7 separate regions of the Homo sapiens genome follow, and all the other regions are linked to region 1. A link is a contact called in ENCODE Hi-C or POLR2A ChIA-PET data. All regions are on one chromosome and are shown on one strand. Each heading gives the region's core, a stretch centred on a gene start or an enhancer-like site at or near the end of the contact. The rest is flanking DNA. Distances are from core to core; before and after follow the strand shown. Region 1 has its middle 170 kb from the start of TMEM26-AS1. Region 2 holds the start of RTKN2 (rhotekin 2). Region 3 overlaps RTKN2 (rhotekin 2). Region 4 has its middle 76 kb from the start of LINC02621. Region 5 overlaps ARID5B (AT-rich interaction domain 5B). Region 6 overlaps ARID5B (AT-rich interaction domain 5B). Region 7 holds the start of LINC02625 (long intergenic non-protein coding RNA 2625).

What was found. A loop is a pair of places that touch in the nucleus more often than their neighbours do. ChIA-PET counts read pairs that join two places held with the same protein, here RNA polymerase II (POLR2A). Pooled maps may share reads with other maps.
Region 2: a loop to region 1 is called in a map of naive thymus-derived CD4-positive, alpha-beta T cell, with 3 times the contacts of the local background. The contact joins the promoter of RTKN2 here to the enhancer-like site in region 1. A Hi-C loop is called at or near these places in 1 of 168 maps with a recorded cell type or tissue (naive thymus-derived CD4-positive, alpha-beta T cell), 2 of 37 single-sample maps with no recorded cell type and 6 of 50 pooled maps.
Region 3: a loop to region 1 is called in a map of MCF 10A, with 4 times the contacts of the local background. The contact joins two enhancer-like sites. A Hi-C loop is called at or near these places in 3 of 168 maps with a recorded cell type or tissue (GM12878, MCF 10A and PC-9), 13 of 37 single-sample maps with no recorded cell type and 14 of 50 pooled maps.
Region 4: a pooled map shows a loop between it and region 1 (10-fold over the local background). The contact joins two enhancer-like sites. A Hi-C loop is called at or near these places in 2 of 37 single-sample maps with no recorded cell type and 7 of 50 pooled maps.
Region 5: a pooled map shows a loop between it and region 1 (4-fold over the local background). The contact joins two enhancer-like sites. A Hi-C loop is called at or near these places in 4 of 37 single-sample maps with no recorded cell type and 7 of 50 pooled maps.
Region 6: a loop to region 1 is called in a map with no recorded cell type, with 6 times the contacts of the local background. The contact joins two enhancer-like sites. A Hi-C loop is called at or near these places in 3 of 37 single-sample maps with no recorded cell type and 2 of 50 pooled maps.
Region 7: a loop to region 1 is called in a pooled map, with 9 times the contacts of the local background. The contact joins the promoter of LINC02625 here to the enhancer-like site in region 1. A Hi-C loop is called at or near these places in 1 of 168 maps with a recorded cell type or tissue (posterior vena cava) and 7 of 50 pooled maps. POLR2A ChIA-PET finds 5 or more read pairs at or near these places in 1 of 52 experiments (WTC11).

Annotation. Positions count from the first base shown.
Region 1 is chr10:61,282,820-61,286,092 of GRCh38, forward strand. No RefSeq gene overlaps it. Among named protein-coding and RNA genes, the nearest start is that of TMEM26-AS1, 170 kb to the right of the region's middle. Within about 2 kb of position 1,577, at least 3 of the 41 ENCODE cell types and tissues checked have a DNase peak (open chromatin) inside an H3K27ac peak, as active enhancers do.
Region 2 is chr10:62,267,038-62,270,310 of GRCh38, forward strand. It overlaps RTKN2 (rhotekin 2), which reads right to left and starts at 1,807. Exons shown (of 12, transcript NM_145307.4): 1 at 1,514-1,807. The coding sequence starts at 1,573. The region is part of intron 1 of LINC02621 (long intergenic non-protein coding RNA 2621); the gene reads left to right. RefSeq lists a silencer at 1,559-1,888.
Region 3 is chr10:62,243,340-62,246,612 of GRCh38, forward strand. RTKN2 (rhotekin 2) reads right to left here. Exons shown (of 12, transcript NM_145307.4): 3 at 2,660-2,718. Among named protein-coding and RNA genes, the nearest start is that of LINC02621, 14 kb to the right of the region's middle. Within about 2 kb of position 1,697, at least 7 of the 41 ENCODE cell types and tissues checked have a DNase peak (open chromatin) inside an H3K27ac peak, as active enhancers do.
Region 4 is chr10:62,181,977-62,185,249 of GRCh38, forward strand. It overlaps a transcript of RTKN2 not described here. Among named protein-coding and RNA genes, the nearest start is that of LINC02621, 76 kb to the right of the region's middle. Within about 2 kb of position 1,560, at least 5 of the 41 ENCODE cell types and tissues checked have a DNase peak (open chromatin) inside an H3K27ac peak, as active enhancers do.
Region 5 is chr10:62,007,667-62,010,939 of GRCh38, forward strand. The region is part of intron 4 of ARID5B (AT-rich interaction domain 5B); the gene reads left to right. Among named protein-coding and RNA genes, the nearest start is that of ARID5B, 110 kb to the left of the region's middle. Within about 2 kb of position 1,470, at least 2 of the 41 ENCODE cell types and tissues checked have a DNase peak (open chromatin) inside an H3K27ac peak, as active enhancers do.
Region 6 is chr10:61,959,971-61,963,243 of GRCh38, forward strand. All of the region lies in intron 3 of ARID5B (AT-rich interaction domain 5B), which reads left to right. Among named protein-coding and RNA genes, the nearest start is that of ARID5B, 60 kb to the left of the region's middle. Within about 2 kb of position 1,466, at least 4 of the 41 ENCODE cell types and tissues checked have a DNase peak (open chromatin) inside an H3K27ac peak, as active enhancers do.
Region 7 is chr10:61,866,499-61,869,771 of GRCh38, forward strand. LINC02625 (long intergenic non-protein coding RNA 2625) reads right to left here and starts at 1,447. Exons shown (of 5, transcript XR_001747461.2): 1 at 1,362-1,447. RefSeq lists silencers at 1,432-1,726, 1,498-1,587 and an enhancer at 1,808-1,967.

The DNA.
Region 1 (3,273 bases), core at 327-2,826:
CTTCAACAGGCTTCCATTACTTTTTCTTGGTCAGACCTCTGTCCCATGACCATGCAAGAAAGGCTGAGATAGTGAGTATCTAATCTGGCAAAGCTACCAAGTCAATTGGTAGCTTTGGTACCAATTGGTACATTTGGTTCAAGTGAATCCTGATTCAACTGTGAACTTGGACACAATAATAATCTTGAACAACACTCGAACTCTGTTAGTAAGGGAGAAAGGGACATCATCCTTGGTCAGGAAATGAACGATATTTCCCACTTTAGTAATACAAGAAAGGAATGAATGTGGTCTCTAACACCCAGAAGGCTGAACTGTAACAGAACTAAAATAAGTTCTCTCTATTTTTGCTTGTTTTAACAGCTGCTGGCATTTTATGCCCAGCCTCTTACAGCAGTGGTTCTCCAAGTGTGGTCCTCACATTGGTAACATCAGCATCATCTGGAAACTTGTTAGTAATGCAGATTCTTGGCCCCACCCCAGATCTCCTGAATCAGAAGCTGTGGCGGGAGGAAGTGATGGTGGAGGGGAACATGATAACAGATGTGGTCCAGTCATCTGTGTTTTAACAGGTGCTGCAGGTGATTCTGATGGACCCTCAAATTTGAGAACCTGCCTAAAGAGTGTCTAACTCTATCAGTGTGATAATGTGTAAAGTGAATTTCAGCGAATCAAAAGCACCTTGTTGGTACTAGGCACATAGTAGGCACCATCATTTATTCATTCATTCATTCATTTATTAAGCACTTGCTAGTGTTACCCTGTGTCACACAATCCATTCCCCACTAGCAGCCAGAATGATGTTTTAAAAATGTAATCAGATTGTGCAACTTGCTTGCTTAAAACCTTTCAGTGGCTTGTACAATAAGATGAATACAAACTCTAAGTCACTCCATGTTCTGGCCTGCCTGCCTCTCCAAATTCCTATTCATTGCCTCTTGGTTCCTTGACCAGGCTAAACTTCCTTCTATGAATGACTCTACCTTGTCATTTTAGTTCCACCTTAACACCTTTTCAGAGAAGATTTCTGCATACCTTATCAAAGGTGCCTCAGCTTGCCCCTATTTATCTTTATCACATTACCCACTGATTTTCTTCATAGCATATAAAACTATTGTATCTATTCATTTGCTTATTGTCTGATTCTTCCCCTAGAAAATAAACTCCATGCAGGTGTCCACTGCCTCTCAGTGTCTATGTGGGCCTTGTAATCCTAGAAGTCTCAATAAATATTTGTTGAATGAATTTCTGGGTACCGTCCTAGATGTTTCATAACTGAAATTTGAATTGCTAGAGGAAATTAACAGCAGGAGTCAGCGCTTTGGCAAAGGCACATCATGTCTCTTTCTTTCTTTCTTTCTTTTTGGTTGTAAATTATAATTTATTTCATTTGTAGAAACTTAAATTTACTTACAGGAAGCTCTTCAAAGGATGATGAAACTCACTTGTGAGATCGGTTGGCTTCCGATTAAGAGTAGGCATTATGTTTATTTATTGACGGGATTACTAGGAACTTCAAAAATAATACAAAAATGTTTTTTATCTTGTACCACATCAGATAAGCAAGTAACTGACTCAGAAAATTTATGATAGCCTTACCGTTGTTTTCCCACGGACTGTTCTGGAAATAGAAAGATGAAATCAGACTCCAGTGCCATCTAGTGGTCATGTTTAGTTCCTCAAGAAATAAAATCCAATGTAGTCTAGCACTGATTTTTCACTTTTTGGGAGATATTGGGCTTGTGTATGTGTCTTTCCAATTTCAGATATTACTTTAGAAATTTTAATAAATATTAGATTAATGCAACTGATGCAAGTTGGTCAAATTCTTGAAAATTTATGAGAAATGCTAATCCTTCATGGTGTTATGTTGTAGTAGAAATGGGTTTTATAAATAATAATTGTGATGATAACCCTTCATCAAGTTGTATAATCCTAAGGAACTGAACTATTTGACACCTCCCTTTGGTGATGGACATCAGTGGACACTCAGAGGCAAAGGAAGAATTCAGAATTTCTGATCTCCAATCCCATTTTCACTCTACTTTGTTGCATATGGTGATCTAAAGTTTGATTCCAGATGTCCCATCCTACTCATGTTTTCCATTCTTTCTACTGGCTTATAGTAAGATCTTTTACAAACAATAACCAGATCCTCAGTTTAAGAAGTAAAGTGTCCATTTTAAACAAAAATTAGAACCTCAAAAGTTCTTCATAAAATTATTTTCATCTCCTATGGTCATAACATAATTTATAGGGTCCACAGAAACTAACAGAAATAAATACTCTGGTTGCATCTAAAATGGATCATGCCCTGTGCTTATCTCTTTATGCACACTCAACAACGCTGCACAATCTAATGATTATTCCCTACATTAAAAAGATGAAGAGTAATACTCATAGAATCGGCATTTGTTGAGCCACTAATATATGCCAGGTATCATGCCAGGTATTTTTAATACATTATTTTATTTAATTCTACAAACTTTTCAGAAGTAGTTTTCATCTGTGCAGATGAAGAAACTGAAGCTCAAAGGAGTTGTTAGCCCAAAAACCCATATCTGGAGACTGCAATTGGAGCCCTTCTGGCTGGCTCCATATCTCTGCTCTTTCTAATCATTTTCCAGAAGTTTAAAAGGAATTTTGATTTTTAATTTTTAAAAAAAATTTTTCCCACCACATCATGCCCCATCAGAAGATCAGCAGTTTGAGGGCAGGAACCACATCTAATGCCTGGCATGTAATATCTCAATAAGTATTTGTTGAATGAATTGAAGGAGGCAGGCTTGAAAAGGTTCTAGTTCTCCAGCCAGTCATTTGGTTACCATTCATATTCGTTATTTATTGCTGCATGAGACTTAGTGGCTGAAAACAATAAATAATAAACATTTGCTATCTCAGACTTTCTGTGGTTCAGGAATCCAGAAGCAGGTTACCTGGATCTCTCATGAGGCTGAAGTCAATATTTTGGCCAAGGCTACAGTCATCAAGGCTCAGCTGGGGCGGGATCAACTTGCAAGATCACTCATATGGCTGTTGGCAGTCCCCAGAAGATCTGCATCCAAGCTCATTTGCGTGGCTATTGGCAGGCTTCCTCTCCCTACCACGTGGGCTTCTCCACAGGGCTGCTTCACACACATGGCAGCTGGCTTTCCCCAGGATGAAGTGATCCACAGGGAGTGAGAGAGAAGGCTCAAGATGAAAGCCACAGTCTTTTTATAACCTTATCTTAGCAAGTGGTATCTCATCGCCTCTACTGTATTCTCTTCATTA
Region 2 (3,273 bases), core at 557-3,056, 980 kb after region 1:
ATGTATCAAAGGAAATACCAAATAAAAATTCAGTGTTAGTCAAGTATAAAATTATCTGACTCTCAATATTCCTGTTAGGTTGCAACCTACTACTATTTTGTGTTTTTTCTTCAAATCCAAACTGAGGAAGTAATTCCACATTTCAATCATTTTGATTTTGTCCTGCCTAAGAAATTAAGTATTGTATCTTCCCACATGTAAATAACCCAGGCTTTATGTATATTTAAACATTTATTTTCATTCCATGCAACTAAACTTCATGATTTTATCCTCTTGTCGCTTCTGTACCATTCCTATTCTTGCAGCCTGCAGCTCAATAAATACACCTGGACAGCTACACCTACACCTATATGATAGGTGCAAGAACATCAATAGAATGGCAATTCACTATAAATCAAGATTTTGTTAGCAATCAGGACAGCCAAAGTACATAACAGGACAGGACTGAAAAAAAGTACATCAAAATCTTTGAAATTTTTGAAAATGCTGGCATAAAACAGCATAAGTATTACTGATAAAGACACTGGACTTCTTTTGCATAATGAATCTTAATGTCTTGCTTTATTTTTCACAGTATTATTGAAAACTAATAATTTTGTGTCTGCTAAGGAAATCCCAGATTTTTAAACAAAGATATCAGGTGCCTCCATATGAATGAAATTGCAAATATTCTACCAATTTTGACCTACAAAACTGGCAATTTCATATGGCTTAACCTATTTCTGAAGTAGGTAAAAGAAGGTAGAGATTAAAATAGAAGTGAAGGTCCAGCTTAAAGACATCAGAGTTTTCTTTTAAGACCCTAAAGTTATGGTTAAGAGTGAAAAGTGGTAACATTTTAATAACTGATGCTGCCAAGAAATAATGTTGGTTTAGTAAAAAGTAAAATAAAAAGGTTTCTAACGCATTTTACATGGCTCAAAAGCAAACATCAAACTTCTATCCAATGTCACGTGTACTCCCTCTTTCCTTTCAAATGATTTGAGAAAGAACCCAGTATCAAACCTTCAACTTTTTCTAAAGTGCAGAGGTTGCTGTTTGCCTCTACTCCGCTCCGAACCCCCTCCCCCCAACCAGTTCTGTGTTGTGTGTAGACATCGCTCCATTACTGTGCTTCCCATTAAATCCGTAATAAGCCAGCTGTCCACTGGCCTCGCTGGGTTTCTTGGGAATCGAGGGGCTCCCATTTCCCCGGCATCACCTACACCTGCAAAAAGACAGGCGTCCAAAGCCTGGGGAGGGCAGCGGACAGGTGCGCCCGCAAACGCGCGCCTGGACCCCGGCACCGCCTTCCCAATCCGGACCTCAGCTGCCTGAGAAACTCGGGGGTTCCGATGTCCAGGCCCTTTAGAGCCCCAAGAGCGCAGTCTCCTAATCCCTCCCTTTGTTTCTGGCCACCGCTGAAATAGAGGAGCGGGGGAGAGGCTTTCCCGACTCCTCCACAAAGCAAATGCGCGAGGAACAGAACCCCGGCTCCCTCACCTTCCGCGGCAGGGTCCCTCCCGCAACTCACCTGCTGGGTGGGAAGCCCCGCCAGGCGGAGCGCAGGACCCCTCAGGCTCGGCCCCTCCATCTCCAACGCGAACTGTCCGGGCCGTCGCCACTCCTTCAAAGGGAAGATTTGAAAAGCCCGCCCCTGGCAGGAGCCGCAGAGGACGCCAACCGCCCGGCCGTACCAAGTCCCAGTCGCAGGGGCCGGGGGCGCAGGAGGAGCCGGGCCGAAGCGCACGCGCAGTGGGCGCGCCTTGCGCTCTGCAGCTCCCGCCGCCGGAAGTTGCCGAGACCCCAGGCTCTAGCGCGGCGGGGCGGGGGAGAGGGCGGCGGTGCCGGACTTAAGTCCCGGACAGGGATGTGGGCGGGCCTGGGACGGGAGTGGGAGGGGCCGCGGGGAAAGCTTCGGCGGCGGAGCGCACCTGTCCCAGCTCAGGTTTCTGGCTGGTGGTTTTCGTGGCACGCCCTTTGCACTGGGAGCTTTCTGCCCGCATCCCACCGAAGGCCTTCCAAAGTGATCGTAGCTGGACAGACTCGAGGCTGCAGTCCCTGTACTCCCAGACAACTCAGGAACCCACAGCGTCACTAAGAGCCCACGGTCTCGTTCCTAAAGAACCAATAACATTACTCTCAAACACAGCGCTCTCTGTTTCCTCTCACCTTTCCCAGCGTTGTCACCAGGGTCACCCAGATATCATGGTTTTATTCATCAGGTTCGTGAGATACTATGTCAGGCATTTCACAAGGTCTTGTCTTTGCCCCCAGTGTTTATAATCCCAGATGTTCCCCGCCAACTACTCTGTCCACTTACTTTGTTTTCTTGCGAAGGATTTCTTTCAGCTCTCTCGCCCTCTCTTTCCCTCTCCAACATCTAAGGTGATAGCAAAATGGGGTACTATTTCTCAAGAGCCTCATTTCTTGCTGCCCTAAAGATTAGCACAAAGACCCATTTTAATTCATGGATTTTGTTAATTATAAAGGGAAACATGGGATTTTTAAAAATCAAAATGAAAGCAGCAAAGATATCACACCCTTGAAAAGTCCTTAAAATTCATTGTCCCTAGTTTATCTTTATTTCCCCCTTGAAAAGGCAAGAGGAAGCCTCTTCTTGAAGAGTCTACCAAATCAACCCTCCAGCCCTCATCGCCTAGAAACCCTTGGGCATTTTTCCTCCATAAATAGGTGCCCATGTTTTTTCATTTGCCTGGGACAGACCCTGTCTGGGTCTGTTGTCCCAATGTTGCACCAATCTTGCACTTATCCCGTAGTGGATATTATGTGGTCATTTTAACTGCAAGACCCTTTTAAAAGCAGTTGGTTTGAGAATGTACTTTAAAAATATAATGGATACCCTTCCTCAAATAGGTAAAATGCCTCTTTAAGACCTTTTGGACTAGGTGATACTAGAAGCTTCCCAGTTGGGAATGATGGTCCCCTTGCATTATGAATGACCCATATCCTTACAACAATAAAATATGTGTTCAAAATTATCAACACGGAGCTCACCTCGTTTTCTACAAACACAGGTCTGAATTTCAGAATCATTATGTGCCCTTTCCTCCAATGCACATCTCTGTCTTATGCTACCACTTTGTGGTATAATTATCTCCTACTCAGTATGAGGCTGCATGAGCCTAGCTGTAGTACCTGACTCAAAAGAAAAACACACCGCGAGCCCATCATCAGACACATAGTACTTACAACACATACAGCTCTCAGTTGCAGATCAAAATACATGTAGAAGCCAGCACTTCATTAAAACAGAGGTGAGTCAACCAGTTT
Region 3 (3,273 bases), core at 447-2,946, 960 kb after region 1:
TTGTTTTGTAATTATGACTTGGCTGATATCCTGCCAAAAAGTCCACTTCTTCTTGCTTGACCACAGCTGCTGACTCATTTCATTTCACAACTGTACTTATTCACAGCTGTTCTTGCTCTGTTAGGATTAACAGAGCATTAACTATTTACACTATCATGGGAGGGACATGGATCCTGACTTCCTTTGCTGTACACCCACAACCTGTGGGTCAGCCTTCTTCTATCCCATGCCGAAGAGAGGAGGGTAGATATCAGCTCCACAAGAGGAGAAGCTGGATACCGATTTTCCAGGTAGTCTTGTGCTCTTCAGATAGCAATGGATTTGTAACCCATCAACTCTATTTCTGAATTCAGCTTCCAATGATAGAACTTCCTTCCAGATTCTTGCAAATGGCTCAGTTTCAGTTTACAGTACTCTAACTTTTGTCTTGTTTTATGTCTTCATTGCCATTTTAATGGTAAACTGGGAGAGTCATAATAAGACAGCTGACTTGATGCTATCAAGTCCCAGAAGTCTGTCTATCATTTTCAAAAGTGAAAACTAAGGTACTTGGTGAACTGATTTGGTTTATTCATTAAATTAGTAGTCGGTGACTAAGCTAATTACCACAATATAATTACGGTAAATACTACATTTACATATGGTAAATATTTGATGTTCAGCAGAAATAATAAATTTGTGATTTAGTTTCATAAAGACCTGGCCAGGGAGTGATGTAGCTGGAAACAGAAAACCCAGGTATTTTCTGGCTATCAATGTAATCTCAAAACATTATGACACTTTGTTGCAAATATTCATCTTTACCAAAACAAAGGTCACATTTTCATCCCAATATCAAGAAAAAATGGATTTATAAAGGTGAATTCATTTTTTATTTTGTTTTTACAAACACATACAAGATATAATTAAGTCTAGGCAAAGATGAAAAGACATTACGTAAGTATCCGATTTTCTCAGAGTTTCCGTTCCTTAATTTAAAATTATCTTTTGGAAAGAAGAAACACATGCAGAAATAAGTTCAATTTTTACACTTGAGTAATTGTGGGCAGGAAATAGTTTTTTATTTTATTTTAAATACTTTTACTTGAGCCTCCTTCTAAATGTACAGTTATTTCTAATATTATGAATTGCTACAATCAATAAACTGTTATGAAATGACAATAGATGTTGACTATCATGGCATTTGAGTGTTTAACAGCAACTTAACATATGTCATTTATATACTGAGTGACACTATATTAGAAGCAAGAAATGAAGGATATGTTTAGTTTTTATAAAATCTCAAAGATCTATAGTAATTTATTCACAAAAAATTTATTGCACATAATGAACAATACCACATAAAAATACATGTTTGATAGCAAAAGAATACAAGGATAAAACATGTTTTGTTTTGTATTATAAAGATAAAAACAAATATAAATAACTATAAAACAAGCAACAAATTTTTACATATTCCAGTTATTTTCTGAAGAATATTTTGCTTAGCTGAATGCAATTCTTCAGATTTTGGCCATTTACGTACTTTGTAAAATGTAGGTCTACCGTCCTGTGTGATAATTTTGTTTATCCAGAAAAATATTACTAGAAACAGTTCCTTAGGTGACAGTACCTCAAATGTAGCAGCAGGCTCTCTAGTACAAGACTTTTAGCCAATAACCTAGTGATTACTTAAGGACCAATGGAGGTATATACTATTGTTTCAAAAATGTACTGATAAGAAAATATTTGTAAAAGTGCATTATCTGACTAGTGTACACACGAGTCAGCCATGTATTCATTTCAATCTGTGGCATCTCCAAGCCATTGTCTTTAGCTTCCTGAACACTTTGGAGAAACTGAGACTGCACAGCATAAGTGCCATCTAGTGGTGAAGGGTCTCCTAACTGCATTAGGAATTGAGAGAAAGGAAACATCCTTTCTAGTTGGAACGGTAACAGAGATTATATTATATATAGATAAACAAACAGATATTTAAGAGAATGTAGTTATTTCACAAGCTAATTGGGTGTCAGAAGCATGGGTTATGTTGCCAGGACAAGGAGAGAAATGTCTGCTAAAGGCGACAGCTTATGTTTAGGAGTAATAGAAGATATGACTAGAAAAAAAATTGGGTCAAAATGGAAGACTGGAGAAAAATGTTTGGTCTTTACACTACAGGCAATGAAGAGCAGCCATCCATCCAAGAGTCACTGAGCAATTACTATGAGCCAAGCACCATGCTAGCTTCTGGGTGTAAAGTGATGACCAAAATAAACATGGTACCAAAACCTCATGGAACTTCTGACCTAGACAAAACATTAAAAACATTATTATAGCTTCTGAGCAGGAAAGGAACAGAGTCAAAAGACTTGGGTTTGGCCTAGCTCAGTCACTTAGCCTCTGAGTCTGTAGAAAATAACAATTACTCTACCTATTTTACAAGACTGCACTAGGGAGAAAACTGTAGAGTATGTAACATATGAAACAGTTTTCTTAAACTCTAAAGTTCTATATCAATGTAGCATATAATGCTAAAAACAGTGTTTTAGAACAAATATTCTGATAGAGGTATGAAAAACAAAATGAAGAGAATGGAGACAGGGCATAAAACAAAATCCACCATGTAGTTACGTTATAGAATTTATTCAGCAATATAAAAGATTCATTTATAGCATACCTGATATGGCAATCTTTCCTTTACATGCTGTTCGTTCTTTACTTTCAAATTTCACATCACTGTCAAAACAAAAAAACTTATGGAAAAAAGATCTTTTCTAATAAGCAATTATTTTAACAGTGTTTCACAAATGTCAAAATATTAAAAGCAAATGCATATCCGTGAATAATAATGACTTCCAGTTAATGTAAACTATTTGACTCAAACTTTAAGATGTTTAGTCAAGTTAGCAAGTTAAAAGAAATATCTGGAGCCACTCCCGATTTTTCATATAAACTTTATATTCCTTGATGACTGTATACTGGTTACTTTACAATGAAAGACTTTTGTGATCATTTATATCTGTAAACAAGATGTACAATATTTGTCCATGTCCCCAGAAGTATAATACCTTAGATCACAATTTCATATATTACATTTCTAACTTATCAGATACAGTGGCCTGGAAAAGTTAATGAACTTCCCAATCATGCAATTTACTGTCCAGGAGTATCTTATCCTTATAGAATCTGATAAATATCCAAAAAAGTACCCTCTGCTGTATAATCATATTTAATATCATATTTAATTTCCCCAAGATTCCAAAGAACTAAGTGTATGTTAAAATAATAAAT
Region 4 (3,273 bases), core at 310-2,809, 900 kb after region 1:
TACGACCTGACTTGTGTTTTCACAGGATCCTTCTGTCTGCTATCCTGAGTATAGACAGTAGAAAGCTATGTAGTAGTAGGGAGACCAGTTAGAAGGCTATTGTAATAATTCAGGCAACAGATGCTAGTGGCTTGAGTTAGGGTGGAAGCAATGGAGATGGTGATAAGTGGTTGGATTCTGGAGATATTTTTAACATATACTCAATAAGATTTGCTGGTGAATTAGATAGATGGTGTTTTGGATAGAGAGGAACCAAAGATGACTTAAAGGTTTTGACCTGAGCAACTGGAAGGATCGAGTTGGTGTTTACTAGATGAATAAAACTGTGAGAAGGTCAGAATTGGAACAGAATAGCAGAAGATCTTTTTAAAGTTTGAAATGACTACTATGCTTCCAAGTGCAGCAATTTAATAGGAGCTGCAACACACAAGTTAAGTCCTCACTTAACGTCATCAGTAGGTACTTGGAAACTTCAGCTTTAAGGAAACACACAATGGAACCAAATTACTGCAGGCTAATTGATATAAACAAGAGCTAAGTTCCTATGGCATATTTCTGGTCACAAAAACATCACCAAACTTCTAAAGAGTAAAACACTTCTAATATTAAACACTGAAATAAATGCGAACTATATATACTTTTAAGAAAGATTAATAAAAACAAGATAATTATTACCCAATTATTCCAGATGAGGGTTGAGGGTGGCCAGAGTCCACCCCAGCAGCTCAGGGTGCAAAGCGGAAGCCACCCTGGCCAGGACGCCATACCCTAGCAGGGGGCACCTCACACACACACCCACACAGGCTGGGACAATGTAGACACACCAATTCACCTGACATGCACATCTTTGGGATGTGGGAGGAAACCAGAATACCCAGAGAAAACCCACACAGACATGGGGAGAACATGGGAACTCCACACAGACAGGGGCCCCGGGCAGAAATCAATTTTTTTCCAATCAACAGTATAATGAAATGACACTGAATGGAATGATGTTATTTGAGGACCAACTGTCATTGCGTGTATGTATACATGTACACATTTTTATTTTACTTTTTATTAAGTCTTTATTATGTTATTATTTATTTATTTCAATAGGTTTTTGGGGGACCACATGGTGTTTGGTTACATGAGTAAGTTCTTTAGTGGTGATTTCTGAGATTTTGGTGCACCCATCACCCACATGCACACATTTCTAAATGCATAAAAAATTTTTGGAAATATACATTAAAAATTATTAACAGTGGTTACCTCTGGGTAATAGGAATCTTTGGAAACTGGCACTGGAATGTTAGAGGAGGAAGTAATATATGTTTTTGTTTTTTGATACCTTTCTGTATCATGTATGTACGTATATATGTATTACTATGTTCTATGTTACTTTTATGATTAAAAATTACTTAAAATTCTTGTGGTTGGTGAAATGAACCAAGTCACTGCAAACAGAAGTCTTACTAGGAAAGTCCACATTGGATCAGGGGTTTATAAGGTCCTTTCAAGCTCTGACATTGATTTCTGCAACTGGGTGTTAACTGGTAAGTCTCCCCGTCATTTCCTCCATAGGCTTCTGTGAAATTTGGTGTGTGAACAGCCTCTCTAATTCATCTGCTTCATCTTGAAAACAGTACCAAGAGCTCTCGGTGCTTAAATACCTCACAGGAAATTTGAGGTTGGATGAGATAAGGTGTTCAAATACTTTGAGTTACCACAAACACAGGTGCTCATGTAGGCACAATATTATGAGTCCTGGAATATTAACAGACCTAGTAAAAAGAAGCTGTTTCTGCCTTTTGATCACATAGGCATTTTGATACTCATGAACTCCATTTAGTCTGCGGTGGAATGAGTGTTTCTCCACAAACAGTATTAATTTTAGCATTTTTGTTCATGCCTTCTGTCAAACAAGATTTCTTCAGCCTTTGATTTTTATCAAGATTCACTTTATTCTTCAAAGCATTTAATTCAAGGTTCACTCCATCAGTGGGTGGATTAGTTGAGTAACTGAAATACCAGTGTTGAATGCCATAGTAGTTATAATATTTCTCTTCACAGGAGATATATTTACCAAAGTCATGTACTAATGAACAATGAAGTGACTGTCCAAATAGCAGACACCTGGTAAACACTGAATGGAAAATAAACATGGACAGCTCTACAAAATGTTTACTCAATGACTCTTAAATATTCTTCTAAGGTCACTATTATGTGTCAGGTGCCGTACTGGGTGCTAGGAATACAGGAAGGAGACGCGTTGTCTTTTCCCTCATGAAGCTTACATTCTACTAGAGAAATGTCACATTGTATTTTAAATTTTTCACACTGGTTCTAATGAAGTATTTGAGAAGCTATGTGAAGAGGAATTTGGAAGTTGCTGGCAGTTTCTGGAGATTATGTAGTTGATTACTATTATTCTGAAAAACAAAAAAAATCACCTTTAGTCACCCACAGAGGTAAAGAGAAAACCAGAAAGTCACCACCAATCAGAATCACAAAAGGCAGTCAGTGGAAAAGATTGCAAGTTTCAGGAAAAATGAGTTGTCTTAATATGTAAAAAAGCCTTTCTTAGAACTGGAACTTACAAGAAATGGGCTGAAAATTCTAAAAGCAAACAACCTTAAAGAATAATGTCAAACAGAGGCTGGATATTCATGAATATGATTGGTTGGGAGCATGGCTTCCGCCTACAGAAAGAGGTTGAAGTAGATTACCTCTGAGGAGCCTTCCTAGTCTAATTGAATAAGTACTGCAGTTATGAAATTATATTTTCTCTAGAGAACCCTTTCTCAACAACCAAATAACCCAAGTCGCTAATATTCTATTTATATTTTATAATTTCTTAACCAAGATCTCAAATAAGAACTAAGTAAAGAAAAAAACAGGCCTTGTTAGTTACTGAAGAGTAAATAGAAGTATAGTTTTCACTAGACAGTCTTGCCTGAAGCTCAATTAGAAATCTTACCATTCACTGGTAAAACATCTGCCAAAGTTAACAGGTAAACCACTAATTGGTAAGCGGTCACTCCAGGGCCCCTGCCATCATCACCATCCCCAACTCCCAGGAAATCTTGCAAAAAATTTTCCCATTGTTCTGCCTCCCTTTTCTAACTAATTTGCCAGCCAAATTTCTGTTTTCAGTACTAACTTTAGATGACTCTCCTCTCATGACAGCTTGACTTGTCACTCCTTATTTCTATAATCTATCAAAAATAGGACCTCCACAGTTAAAAAAAAAAAAACCCTCATAATTTGTATGGCAGATCCTCCAAGTTGACT
Region 5 (3,273 bases), core at 220-2,719, 720 kb after region 1:
ACTGGTTCTGTAGTGGTTCCTCAGAAAACACCCACAAAATTATTTCATATTGATACAGACTGCTGGGGAAAATGAAGTATGTCATTTGCTATTAAAAATCATTCCACATCGCTTATTCCAGAAATACTTGTTTGTTTGTCCCTCTGCATGGAATGTATATCCCCAGATATCACAGATCTGGCTCTTTCCCAGATCATTTGGGCCTTGGCTCAAATATCTCCTCCCCAGGGAAGTCTTCTCTGACCATCCCTCTTCCACAAGCCCAGCTCTATCCCATCACCCAGTGTGTCATTATCTTTCTGTAACTCATCATTATCTGAAATTAACTCCTATATTTGTTTCTTTACATGTTTACAGTCTGTCCCGCCCCCTCCACCCACCTCCCCCGCCCCACAACACACACACACACACACACACACACACACACACACACTGCCACATAAGCTCTTTGTAAATGTATATAGGGATTTTCTGTCTTATTCACAGCCATGTGTGCAGGCAACAGAGCAGTACCCAGCACATAGTAGCTGTAGTAAATATTGGTTACATGAATGGATGGATACGTTTATAGCGTATGTCAGTATCATTGCTATCCCCTGTTTCACAGATAAGGACACTGAAGCACAGCAACATTTCATGGCCAGCAATTGGCAAAATCAGCATACGTGCTCAGTGTCCGTGCTCTTTGCACCTTTACATTAGGCTGCCTCTCAGCCCAGACCCTGCTCAGAAAGAGCTCTCAGACTTCCTGAGATCAGGCTGATGGAAAACAGATAACTGATCGCTAGCTTTCTAGATGATGAATGTACAGTAGATTTTGTAGGATTTAAATAGAGAGATTGGCGTGTTGGGAAGTGGTTAGGAAAGGAATAATCACAAGCATTCAAAATCTGAAACCCACTGGACTGGAATCAAGAAACCCTGGTGCCAGCCACCAATACCCTTCATCTCTGTTATGCCAGCCTCCTTGCCTCAGCCCTTGCTGTCCTTTGGTCTGTTTTTAACACCCCAGCCAGAGCGGCCATTTCTCTGCTCAGACCTCCGGTGGCTTCCCATCTCATCACAGAAACAGAAATGAGGATAGGGCTCTTTAAGAGTGCAAACTATTTAGAAGTTGAAGGGGGCAGATAGTGAACTGCTCTGTGTTCTCATGGACTCTGTGAGACATGGGGTTTCCATGCTGACAGGACTTTCATTATACACCTCTCCGTGATTTTCTGCTTAGAATGCATTGGCTTTCCCAACTTGGCATTATTCTTTAATGAAAAAATTATAGGTCTAATTTCAAAAAAATGAAATGTATGCAAGCTTTCCTGCTTCTGTCACTTTTTTATTTCTGTAGCACATAAATCATTTCCCTTTTTAAAATTAAATTTCGCTTGCCATGATTTGGTAATGGGTTTTCAAAGGAGGCAGAGTAGCCAAGCTCTTGGCACAAGAGCCAGCTGTACTGCCTGCTCAGGAAATCTTCTCATTGCTGGCTGGCGTGGGCCTTGATTCCATCATCTGGGCTTTATGTTCCCTTAGGAAGTTGCCTAGAAATTCTGTGTCTTAAAAGCTCTCCTTAGAGTGGCTGTTTTGGCTCTCCAGGTGCCATCTTGGAGGACTAAGGAACACACTGTGTTCAGCAGAAGAAGATTGGTGCATTCTAATGCTCCTTGAGTGCTTATACATTCATTCCTTGGGCACCAACTATGTTTAAGGCAGAACTCCAGGCATTGTTAGGATGCTAGTGTCTGCTCTCTAGACAACTGAAAAATCAAGTTGTCTGAGATAGGACATGGAGCAAGAGGCCATTACAAATGTTCTTTGTAATCCTCTTAAAAATCTTGCATTTTACCCATGAGCGACCTCAGAGAGGTTAAACAGCTTCTGAAGGGTCACAGACCTGGCATGTTGCTGAAGTAGGGGTTAGCAAAGCAAAACCCCACACACCCCCAGGTCTACTGACCCCAAGGGGCATGCTTTTCTGCTACAAATGCAAGAAGCCTAGAGCTAAGAGTCAGGAGTTATTTTGAAGTTTAAAGGAGAGGATATCTGCCAAAGCTTTGTCCATGGGAAAGTTTGCCATATAACAGACACTACGAGGCAGTTGGCTAAGGGCAAAGTGAGGAGGTCAAACCGTAGGTGCCACCGGAGTTAAAAGATCCATAAAAGAGAGCCCTAATGTCAGAGGAAGCCTCTTAGAGGAAATGGATCTTCAACTGGACCTTGAAGGACACAAAAAGGAGGAAGTTATTTCAGGTGAGGAGGTGGAAAATACTCTGGACTTTGAAGCTCAAAGAGATTGTTTCCTCTGCCATTTTTAGCTTTCTGCACAGACAAAAAGCAGCCTCCACAAGCAAAAACTCTTTTTCTTTTCCTAGAAGATGTTATATTCCCCCGAGGGAGTGAGTACTTGTGAGTCCTCTCACAGACCCCCATCATGGTTAGAACCCAGGGGAAGTTTCTTGGAAGAAAAATCAACTTGTTTCTTATTAAATTGGATCCTTCCCTTGGGCCTATGAGAAAGAAAAGGAGAGAGGCACCAATTTTGCAGCAGTGGTAAAGGAGTGAGGTGCCTGCTTGGTTTCCTGGCTGCTTAATGGGCTGCTTCTAGGCTAAAAGAGTCACTTCAGAATAATCATCTTTAACATTTTGCTTCTTGTCCCTTATGTGTTACTCAGTACTTTTTCAAAGATGTTTTTCCCCCTCTGCCTGTTATTAAAGTTAATGGCTTCAGTTGCATTTCTCTTCGCTAGACTCTAAGCTCCTTGAGGGGGTAAGAATCAACATGTTTGTTGAAATGATACGAAAACTCTGCTAGATCCGAGAGGGCTTCAAATCTCCATCATCTTATCTCTTTTCCTGGATAAGTATTTCGTGACCTCAGTCTTTCAGCTTTAGCTCATTGCCAGTTGATTTCATTCTCAAGGCAGAGTGCCAAACTCAAAAGAACTGGGTTTTTTCTCAATATTTATTTATCTTTTCAAACCAAAGAGACATTGTTCGTAATCTGGTCAGTGTCTTTAGCTAAAGATTGTTCATTTGTTAGGATGCTTAAAAGACCTTTGTAGTTCTGCACAACCTAGAAGGATGTCTTCCTTAGAAAATCAAGGAGCGTACTTAAGTCAGGACAAATGGTAGCCTGTATCCAGAGGTCACTAACAACCTTTCCAACTTGTAACACAGATACCAGAATTCGCCGTGGCCAATCAAGAAACAGTGGCTGGTTGCTTGACAGCATACAGGGCGTTGTCAGGTTTCTAATTAAATGTGGCTCTATGGGTCAGG
Region 6 (3,273 bases), core at 216-2,715, 680 kb after region 1:
CATGAACTCCTTGTTAAGGACTGCTGGATGATTTCCTTTAAGAACACAGAACCATTATGCTGTGAAGAAGGAAAACAAGGATGATGTGTGTCTACCCGCTTGGTTGGTGGGTTTCCTCTTTCAGATTGGAGGGTTTCTTTTTTCATGAATGTGTAGGAAGGAAGGGCATGACTGTCTTATTTCATATATTTTTCTTTTATATTTTCAAATTATAAATTTTGACAACAGGAGACAATAGGTAATATTCATTCTCTACTGTCTGGACAGCATGGAAATACTACGTACAGTAATGTCTTCAGTAGTTACTTTCTCTTTAGAAAGCTCCAAGGAAGCTCACAACAGTAGGAAGTCCTACTGAAACTCCTTTTGGTAAAGTGGAGCACGTTTTGTAATGGAAACACATTTTCTATGGCTTAATTTTTATATATAGGGTTTTCATAAAATGAGACTTGCCTAAGGATTCTTTTGGAAGCCTTTTGCCTCTTTTAACAGCAATGTGTTTATTATAGGAATCAGTCTCCTGCTCACTTATAAAATATTCTAAATATTCACTTATAAATATTCTAAATATTTATAAGATTATGAGTTTTGTCTTTTAAGTAGGGAGTTCTGCATATTGTTTTTGGCCAAAATGTAGCCTGCCTCCTTGAGCATGAGTTGAAGCCCAAGATGAGAAGCCCTTTTTTTTCCCCTCTGACCAAGATCTCATCTGCCATTTACTAGATTAGGCTACTTGAAGGGAAGGAAATGAGGGCCCCCTTCTTTTAATCCAGGACATTGTTAGGTATATCATAGGTGCTCCGTAGGTATGTTGGATGAATGGATGGATGATTAGACCTTAAATCTTGTACTTGGCAGCAACATAATGTAGTGGTAAGGGACTAAAAGTCTGGCAGACATAGACTAGCACTCTGGATCCCCAATCTCTAGCTTTATGCCCTTCGGCAAGTTGTAGAGTATCAGTTTTCTCATCTGTAAAATGGGTATAATAAATCTATCTGATAGGGATACTGTAGGATTTAATAACATATAGAATCCCAGGTGCTTATGGACATTTTTCTGGTGCCATAAAGCACTTGATACATGGTAGCATTATTAAACTCTTAAGCCTTAAATCAGGATATCCTAGACTTTAGTCATTTATAAAGCAACTTTATAGTTCTTGCCATACCAATAACACTGTTTTATTATTTACTTAATTTTTCTTTAAATTAATTGCTTTTTAATTTAAAGAACTTTAAGTAGGAAATTTTATATCATCACTGTAAATGGAAAACCTGTATCACTTGCTATAATTAATGGTGAAGGTAAATATATAATCCTTAAAATAAAAAATATGTTTATCCATGTACCACCTAACATTGACTTGGGTACCGCTAGTGTATACCACAGTTAAGTCATTTCCTTTGAGGCTTTTCTCTTGGGCAACAGCCTAACCTAGGTTATCGATAGCTTTGAGACCTTCTGAGACCATGCAAGCCTCGTGTCAACAACAAGCTAGAAAGGGTTGGAACCGGTTGCGCTGAATTAATCTATAGGCTCAGAAGTGTAACTGCCACACAGATGTGAAGTCTGAAAATAACCCACCGTGCACCTGCCCTTTTCGCGTGTCAGTTACAGTGTTAACTGAGCACCAGAGGATGAAATGCTGTAGGAACAGTAAAGGCATGAATCTTACCTTCCAGATGCTCAGACTCTTATCAGTGGTTTGATACCTAGCCCCTTGATTGGGCTTGGGGACCTCAGTGTCTCAATTCTGGGCAATTTCTTTCTTTCTTTCTTTCTTTTTTTTCTGAGATGGAGTTTCACTCTTGTTGCTCAAGCTGGAGTGCAATGGTGCAATCTCGGCTCACTGCAACCTCTGCCTCCCCGGTTCAAGTGATTCTCCTGCCTCAGCCTCCCAAGTAGCTGGGATTACAGGCACTCACCACCACACCTGAATAATTTTTTGTATTTTTAGTAGAAACAGGGTTTCACCGTGTTAGCCAGGCTGGTGTCAAACTCCTGACCTCAGGTGATCCGCCAGCCTAGGCCTCCCAAAGTGCTGGGATTACAGGCGTGAGCCATCGCACCCGGCCTTCTCGGCAATTTCTGAATACAGATCTTAGCAGGGTGAGGGAAACGGTAATTGTTATTACTACCAACTGGCCCCAAACAGTTATTGCATAACGTTGCACAACTGAGTCCTGGGTAAAATGAGCTTCTTCAGAAATTGCCTCGCCAAAGGTGATTTGCCAAGGTTGAATCCTTCGGATTGTCTGCATTGGAACAACCCCCTTGCCCAAGCACTGAGCTTAAGCTAGATAAAAGGAAATAAACACTGCTTTAAAAGGGAGTGCACTTTAGCAGCACACAAAAAACAAAGGTGAAGGCTCACATCTGTGTTGCATTGCATAATTGATAAAAGCTGAAGCACCATTAGAAACAGCCTCATCATCCATACTCCTCTCCTAATCATTTAAATATGTACAGCATGTTTTAGGATGCTTGTTAATGACTCTACGGGCACGTTGGTAGTCAGAACATTACATGTGGGTTTGAGAAATAGGCCTGGATCATTTGCCAGACAATCTAATTCTGACAGTGTAGTGAAGGCCATCTTCAATTTGACTGTGCTCCACTCTGTTATGCTGTGAAAGAAAAAGATAATTCAGCTGAGCATTCTGCCGTTGGCTAGAAACACCGCAGTTCTGAATACAAATATTATGCAGGTAAATGAATCATTAAAAGAATAGAGGCATAAAATATCTGACAGATGAACTCCTAAAGTTTGGACTAGAATAAATTTTCCCATATATGAGCAGTACCTTCATCCATCGACTAACAGTGTTAGTTATCCGTTAAGTCACCAAAAAGCATTTATGGTCTTAGAGTAAATGATTGGTAATTATGACTTACAAGGCTATAAATACATGGAGGGGATTTGGTGATATCATAATAAACCACGAAAGAAACTGCAGTGGTTTTTAATGTTAGTAGAAACTTAAGAAATATTTAGAGCCGTGTTCGCAGCCCTACAGTTGTTTTTTTTCTTTTTTCTGGGAGTGTGTGATTGGTGTTTTGTCAAAATGTGCAACTCTACCAATGGACTCAACTCAACTAATGTAAATTAGGGCCAATGAGAGTGTCCGACTGAGATTAGTCCTCAATTTGTATGACATGTGTCTCAACAAATAGAAAATATTCTTAAAGAAAAATAAGATATTCCCGCATGTCTCTCTTTTTTAGTTCCCTAATTTCTGATTCCTTTCTTCTGAATGAGTTTTCTGTAAG
Region 7 (3,273 bases), core at 197-2,696, 580 kb after region 1:
TGCTTCTTCTTTACAAATGTTTTCATTTAATCTCCAAAACAACCCGTGAGTTAGGTGTTATTGTGATTATCTTTTTACCATAAAGGAAATTGGCTTAGAACCATCTCATAAATCACTCTCTGTATATAGAGCTAGGTAGAGATGGAACTAGAACTTAAGCCAGGAATGACTGATTCCAAAGCCCACCCACTACACAGCACTGGCGACTATCACCAAGTCTGGCCCAAATCTCCCAAGTCTTTCAAATGTCCCCTGTCCGTGGCTACCCTACATCCAACAAAAGGGAGGAAGTGCCAATAGCCATTGAAACAAGTTTCCCTCTAGTCAAATCCAACTGGTCCAGAAGCTCAAACTTATGACAGGCACCTCCTAAGCACTGTGCTGTCTCATTCCTGAAACAGGTTCTGCCCTGATACTGTTTGAGGGTAATGAAATGAGATGACTGAAAGCACCAGCTTTGGGCTCAAGTCAGCCCAGTTTGAATCTTGGCTCTGAACACCAAAGGAGATCTGATCCATAATGTATCCTTCTTGGTAGCTAATCAAGGAGAAATCTAATGGGACTTGGGCAATGCCAAAGGTCACAAAATAGCCATTTCCAGTTTCATAAACACCTAGACTTTGGAGACAAGAACCACCTGGTTTGGGACTTGGTTGGCATCTGGCTGAGCCACCTCAGTTATATTGCTTAACCTATCAGAGGTTCAATTTCTCCAATTGAGAATGAGAATAATAACCCCTATCTCCTACATTTTCTTTTGGGTTTTGCAGGAATTAAGCGAGATGTATGTAAAGTGCCTGACACATAGTAGGCACTTTATAAATTTAAGTTCCTTAAGCCCCATTTTTATTCCTACAACAAGTCTGCCAACTTTGTCCCAGAATGCTACTGGGTAAAAGTGAGCAGAGTATACCAAATCTACGAACATTCCTTCTCCAAGCTTTAAAAAAGGCAAAACGATACTGAGAGGTGACAGCGTGCTGGCAGTCCTCACAGCCCTCGCTTTCTTTAGGCGCCTCCTCTGCCTGGGCTCCTACTTTGGCGGCACTTGAAGAGCCCTTCAGCCCACCGCTGCACTGTGGGAGCCCCTTTCTCGGGTGGCCAAGGCCAGAGCCCACTCCCTCAGCTTGCAGGGAGGTGTGGAGGGAGAGGCGCGAGCGGGAACTGGGGCTGCGTGCGGCGCTTGCGGGCCAGCTGGAGTTCCGGGTGGGCGTGGGCTTGGCGGGCCCCAAACTCGGAGCAGCCGGCCGGCCCTGCTGGCCCGGGGCAATGAGGGACTTAGCACCCGGGCCAGCGGCTGCGGAGGGTGTACTGGGTCCCCCAGCAGTGCCAGCCCACCGACGCTGCGCTCGATTTCTCACCGGGCCTTAGCTGCCTTCCCGCGGGGCAGGCCTCAGGACTGCAGCCCGCCATGCCTGAGCCTTCCCCCGCCTCCGTGGGTTCCTGTGCAGCCCGAGCCTCCCCGACGAGCACCGCCCCCTGCTCCACGGCGCCCAGTCCCATCGACCGCCCAAGGGCTGAGGAGTGCGAGCGCACGGCGCAGGACGGGCAGGCAGCTCCACCTGCAGCCCGGTGCAGGACCCACTGGGTGAAGCCAGCTGGGCTCCTGAGTCTGGTGGGGAGGTGGAGAGTCTTTATGGCTGGCTCAGGGATTGTAAACACACCAATCAGCACCCTGTGTCTAGCTCCGGGTTTGTGAGTGCACCAATCAACACTGTATCTAGCTGCTCTGGTGGGGCCTTGGAGAACTTTTATGTCTAGCTCAAGGTTTGTAAACACACCAATCAGCACCCTGTGTCTAGCTCAAAGTTTGTGAGTGCACTAATACACACTCTGTATCTAGCTGCTCTCGTGGGGCCTTGGAGAACCTTTATGTCTAGCTTAGGGATTGTAAATACACCAATCGGCACTCTGTATCTAGCTCAAGGTTTTTAAACACACCAAACAGCACCTTGTGTTTAGCTCAAGGTTTGTGAATGCACCAATCCACACTCTGTATGTAGCTGCTCTGGTGGAGCCTTGGAGAACCTGTGTGTCCAAACTCTGTATCTAACTAATCTGATGGGGACATGGAGAACCTTTGTATCTAGCTCAGGGATTGTAAACGCACCAATTAGTGCCCTGACAAAACCGGCCACTGGGCCCTACCAATCAGCAGGATGTGGGTGGGGCCAGATAAGAGAATAAAAGCAGGCTGCTCGAGCCAGCAGTGGCAACCCGCTGGGGTCCCCTTCCACACTGTGGAAGGTTTTTTCTTTTGCTCTTTGCAATAAATCTTGCTACTGCTCACTCTTTGGGTCCACACTGCTTTTATGAGCTGTAACACTCACCGCGAAGGTCTGCAGCTTCACTCCTGAGCTAGCGAGACCAGGAACCTACCGGGAGAAACAAACAACTCCAGACGCCCCGCCTTAAGAACTGTAACACTCACTGCGAAGGTCTGCAGCTTCACTCCTGAGCTAGCGAGACCACAAACCCACCAGAAGGAAGAAACTCCGAATACATCTGAACATCAGAAGGAACAAACTGCGGACACGCCGCCTTCAAGAACTGTAACAGTCACCGCGAGGGTCCCCGGCTTCATTCTTGAAGTCAGTGAGACCAAGAACCCACCAATTCCGGGCACAATACTACTGGATGTGGCGTAACAGAAAACACCTTTGACCTGGAATCAAGAATGTAGACATTTCCAAACAACCCACGGATGTTGGGGCAACTGAGGTTCAGAGCTGTTAAGTCACTTATTCAAGATTACTCTTCATCCAGAACTCAATAGTCTCATTCCTCAGTGAATACACTCCACTACAAGTCACTTTACCTTCTGTGGTCTTAGTTTCTTCATCCATCAGAGAGAGATATCTGAAATAGTCAGCCATTTAAGACATTCATATTTTTCTCCTAGTCCTTGGGAGTCTTCCCCATTAAATTCTTCACTGAGAAGAATTTCACTAGACCAGGATGCAGCACCATTGGAAAGGAGCATAAAGACAGCGGCTTGCTCTCAGATGCACTGTTCCGGGCTATCACATTAAAGACAGGTCATGTTTGGAGATCTGCCCCATTCTCCTTTCAAGCTGGCCTGTGTGGACACTTGGGTAGTCTCTCTCTTGGATCTAAACAATTTTCAAGAGGCTCAGATTTCCAGGATGGAAAAGAACTCTTTGATACAGATCAAGTTCAGCTTTAATCATTAAACCGTTTCACACTTCCCTGTGAATTTTTACTAAAGCGGGGAAACTGAGCCAATGCATGCACATCAACTCAGAGGGTGGG